Regions from separate parts of the Homo sapiens genome. Here region 1 is linked to region 2. Evidence: read pairs that join two places in POLR2A ChIA-PET (ENCODE). Cell type or tissue: A673. All regions are shown on one strand.

What was found. ChIA-PET counts read pairs that join two places held together with the same protein. Peaks named below come from ENCODE experiments on the same cell type or tissue, not always from the same donor. Only the 100,000 strongest peaks of a DNase experiment are listed, where the experiment ranks them.
Region 1: POLR2A ChIA-PET joins it to region 2 with 6 read pairs; 2 of 35 experiments call an interaction of 5 or more read pairs at or near these places.

The regions. Positions count from the first base shown.
Region 1 is chr7:74,177,629-74,180,128 of GRCh38, reverse strand. All of the region lies in intron 1 of EIF4H (eukaryotic translation initiation factor 4H), which reads right to left. Among named protein-coding and RNA genes, the nearest start is that of EIF4H, 4.5 kb to the right of the region's middle. RefSeq lists enhancers at 1-180, 181-681. In A673, no CTCF peak of the experiment used is centred here; no DNase peak of the experiment used is centred here; H3K27ac peaks cover 1,774 bases.
Region 2 is chr7:74,341,588-74,344,087 of GRCh38, reverse strand. All of the region lies in intron 3 of CLIP2 (CAP-Gly domain containing linker protein 2), which reads right to left. Among named protein-coding and RNA genes, the nearest start is that of CLIP2, 53 kb to the right of the region's middle. In A673, no CTCF peak of the experiment used is centred here; no DNase peak of the experiment used is centred here.

The DNA of each region.
Region 1 (2,500 bases), 160 kb after region 2:
ATCTCCAGGACTCAAGTGATCCTCTAGCCTCAGCCTCCCAAGTAGGTGGGACTATAGGCATATACCACCACACCAGCTAATTTTATTTTTGAAAAGACCAGGTCTGGACATATTGTCCAGACTGGGCTAGAGTGATCCTCCTGCCATGGCCTCCCAAAGTGTTGGGATTACAGACATGAGCCACAGCACCTGGCCAAAATAACAGTATTTGTTGCCAATGGTAAAATTTAAGCTTTCAAGCAAAAAAGAGTTTCGGAAAACCTGTATCCATCAACATAAGCCTGACAGTCTTTCAATACTCAGAGACTTTTCTAACAGCTATGGTGAATGTGACTTTGATACTGTATAACAAAATGTACCAACATCTGGAACATCTGCATGGCTCTGCCTGGCTCAGTGAACAGGTCCTTTCCAAATCACCAACACCTTACAAATGTATGCACTGGTAAAGGATCCAGTCGGAGTACAAGATAAAGTGACTTTTTTTTTTTTTTTTTGATACAGAGTCTCACCCTGTCGCCCAGGCGGGAGTGCAGTGGCGCAATCTGGGCTCACTGCAAACTCCACCTCCCAGGTTCAAGTGATTCTATGGCTTCAGCCTCCCAAGTAGCTGGGACTACAGGGGCCCACCACCATGCCCAGCTAGTTTTTGTGTTTTTAGTAGAGATGGGGCTTTGCCATGTTAGCCAGGCTGGTCTCAGACTACTGACCTCAGGTAATCCGCCCGCCTTGGCCTCCCAAAGTCCTGGGGTTACAGGAGTGAGCCACCGCGCCCAGCCAAATGATGAACTCTAATGTAAAAGTATGAAGAGTTTATTGATAAGGTTTTAGGTTTCACATTGCAACTAACCTTCATAGAAACTACTGCTTATTGAGTTTTGGTATAGAATCAAATATGAATATCCAGAATTATTTGATTACTCCTCCCATTTCCAACTATTTATCTGTGCAAGGATTGAGCTGCTCCATAAAAGTCAACCAAAGCAACACATTCCAAGAGTGGAGACAGATGCAGGTATGAGAATCCAGCTGTGTTCTATTAAGCCAGACATTTAGAAGGCTCCAAAAATGTGAGTACACAGAAGGCTCCAAAAATGTGAGTATACATGAAAGACAGGAGAAGAATGTGCAGAACAAAGGGAGGTGACGGCCCCCCTAGCCCTGAACTGGAAGGCCATGCTTAACCAGAGACTCATCAACCGTGGAGCAGCCACATACTTGAGCTCCTTCAGAAGGTCCTGATCAAGACGGAAAATCACATAAATCATGACGTGGGGAAACTTCGAAGAACATTCGACTTACACAAAAGAAGTCTTAGACGTACATACAGCTGCCATTAGGTTCTATGAAAATGATGCAATCACACTCATTTCATGCCCGGGTGTGCAGGTCTAATCAGCATGATGTAAAAGCAACCAGGCGACAAATACTCTCCTGAACCTTCCAGGGGAAGCTGGAAGCCAGAGTGTGATCCTGGAAAGACATTCAGAGTCTGCTTTGTACGTTCTAAGCTTCCAGGGAGACTCCTTAAAATTGTGAAGTCTTTCCAGAACACTAAGCTTAATTTTTCTTTTTTTTTTTTTGGAGACAGTCTCTCTCTGTCGCCCAGGCTGGAGGAGTGCAGTGGCATGATCTCAGCTCAATGCAACCTCCGCCTCCCTGGTTCAAGCAATTCTCCTGCCTCAGCCTCCCAAGTAGCTAGGATTACAGGTATGTGCCGCCACACCCGTTTTGTATTTTTAGTAGACATGGGGTTTTGCCACGTTGGTCAGGGTGGTCTCAAACTTCTGGCCACAAGTGATCCGCCTGCTTCGGCCTTCCAAAGTGCTGGGATAACAGGCATGAACCACTGCACCCAGCCACAAAGCTTAATTTCTAATAGAAACATAAATTGAAGGCTGGGTACTGTGGCTCACACAATGAGCCTTGGGAGGCTGAGGCAGGAAGATCCCTTGAGCCCAGGGGTTTGAGACTAGCCTGGGCAACATAGAGACACTCTGTCTCTACAAAAAAATACAAAAATTAGCTGGGCATGGTGGCGCACCCTGTAATCCCAGCTACTTGGGAGGCTGAGGTGGGAGGATGGCTTGAGCCTGGGAAGTCGAGGCTGCACTGAGCTATGATCCTGCCACTGCACTCCAGCCTGGGTGACAGAAGGAGAGCCTATTTCATAAATAAATACATGTTTCTAACTCATATGTGGGGAAAACGAGGCTCAGAGAGGTGAAGAAACTTACTTCAGATCACACAACTAACACATGGCTGAACTGATGAAACTCTGGTCTGCCTTATTCCAAAGCCAGGGCTTTTACATGAACCGTCATGCAGAGACCTCTTAGCAAATCCAAATATTTCTGGTAACACTTTTCATAGAGGATAATGGTTTGGAACTAAGCAATGGAACACTTGGAGTGAAGAAGGATAACAAACCTAAACGACTTGACATTTGACATGTAAACAGCATTTTAAAATAAGCTTTTCAATAGCTTTACAGGCCCTA
Region 2 (2,500 bases):
CAATCCAGGGAGCAATCTGGGCTGGTCAGTAACCCCCAGAGCCTCCACTTCCCACCCCAACAGGGTCACAGGCCCATGCCCAGGGCACTCCCACGACATTAGTCAGACTGTGCACAGCCATAGCTCCTTGCAGACTATGACTCATCCTCACATCCACCAGTTCTCTCTCTCTCTCTTTTTTTTTTAAGACAGCGTCTCACTCTGTCACCCTGGCTGGAGTGCGGTGGTCCCATCGTGGCTCACTGCAGCCTTGACCCCCTGAGCTCAAGTGATCCTCCCACCTCAGTCTCCCCAGTAGCTGGGAGCATAGGCATGCACCGCCATGCCCGGCTATTTTTTTTTTTTTTTTGTATTTTTAGTAGAGACGGGGTCTTGCTATGTTGCCCAGGCTGGTTTCCAAATCCTGACCTTGAGTGATCCGCCTGCCTTGGCCTCCCAAAGTGCTGAGATTACAGGCACGAGCCACCGTGCCCGGCTGCCATCAGCTCTCTTAATGCTCTCCATAAAAGCATAAAGCAAAACAAGAGTGCTGGGCCATGGCCATTTTGCTGAACAGACACATGGAGAATGAATGAATGAATGAATGAATGAATGAAGATGAGGCTCTGTAAGTGACTTGCCCAATATCACAGACCTGGGCCTGATTTCCCTGCTGTACCCACCCCCAGTAGGTGCCCACAGACCCCGGAGATCCTGAAGGACAGGTCAGGGAGACTAAGCTGTTTGCCCAGGTCCTGTTGGATGGGGTTGGCTTTCCTGGGAGCCACAGGAGGAAGAGCAGAGTGACGGTCCCAAAACAAGTTCCTTGGACAGGATGGTGCAGGGGTCCAGGAGTCCAGCCTCCTTCCTGGGCCCTGCCGTTCCTGCTCCACTCTGGGTTTTTTTCTTGTTTTTTTTTTTGAGACGGAGTCTTGCTCTGTTGCCCAGGCTGGAGTGGAGCCGCACCATCTCAGCTCACTGCAACCTCCGCCTCCTGAGTTCAAGCAATTCTCCTGCCTCAACCTCCTGAGTAGCTGGGATTACAGGCGCCCGTCACCATTTTTTTTTTTTTTTGAGACAGAGTCTGGCTGTGTCATCCAGGCTGGAGTGCAGTGGCACCATCTTGGCTCACTGCAAGCTCCGCCTCCCAGGTTCACGCCATTCTCCTGCCTCAGCCTCCCGAGTAGCTGGGACTACAGGCTCCCGCCACTGCACCCGGCTAATTTTTTGTATTTTTAGTAGAGACGGGGTTTCACCATGGTCTCGATCTCCTGACGTCGTGATCCGCCTGCCTCAGCCTCTCAAAGTGCCGGGATTATAGGCGTGAGCCACCGCGCCCGGCCACCATGTATTTTTCAGTAGAGGTGAGGTTTCACCATGTTGCCCAGGCTGGTCTTGAACTCCTGACCTCAAGTGATCCGCCTACCTCGGCCTCCCAAAATGCTGGGATTACAGGTGTGAGCCACCGCACACGGCCCCTGCTCCACTCTTGCCTCCTCCGATCCCATCCCCACCAAGCAGCAGGTGTGATGTCCTTAACCCATGAACCTGTCACACAGCTGCAGCTTCCATGGCTACCTCAGCTCTTAGAGCAAAGCCCTGGCTCCATCCCAGGTCCCTGGCCCTGTGGGGTCACCCAGGTCAGCCTCTGGGATGTGATCTTTCCCTGGCTTCCCCCACTGCCCACTCAGCCTCCCTGCTCTTTTCAGTTTCTTTTTTTTTGTTTTTTTTTTGAGACAGAGTCTCGCTCTGCCACCCAGGCTGGAGTGCAATGGCGTGATCTCGGCTCTCTGCAATCTCCGCCTCCCAGGTTCAAGCGATTCTCCTGCCTCAACCTCCCGAGTAGCTCGGACTACAGGCACGTGCCACCACATCCGGCTAATTTTTGTATTTTTAGTAGAGACAGGGTTTCAACATATTGGTGAGGCTGGTCTCGAACTCCTGACCTCAGGTGATCCACCTGCCTCAGCCTCCCAAAGTGCTGGGATTACAGGTGTGAACCACCATGCCAGGCCTCTTCTCACAGTTTCTCTAGTCTCTCAGGCCATGGGTCTCTGCCTGGCACGATGCTCTGGCCCCACATCACTAGGCCAATGCCAGGCCATTCCCTAAGTTCTGCCCTCGGGGGAACCATTCCTCGGGGCAGCCTCCCCACCAGGCCAGGCTCTGAGAGCACCACAGCACACTTGGCAGACTCTGTAGGGAGACACTGATGTCTGCGATCACTGGCCTCGTGGTCTCTCTCCTGTAAGCTGGAGATGGCTGGAGGGCAGGGACTACATCTGGCCACGCTCACCACCAGGTCACCCAGGGGAAGTTCTGTCCAGAGGAACCAGGCTAGCAAAGGCGTGGTGCCAGGTATGGTGGCATGGGCCTGTAGTCCCAGCTTCTTGGGAGGCTGAGGCAGGAGGATTGCTTGAGTCCAAGTTTGAGGCTGCAGTGAGCTATGACTGCACCACTGCACTTCATCCTGGGCAACAGAACAAGACCCTGTTTCAAAAAAAAAAAAAAGAAAAGAAAA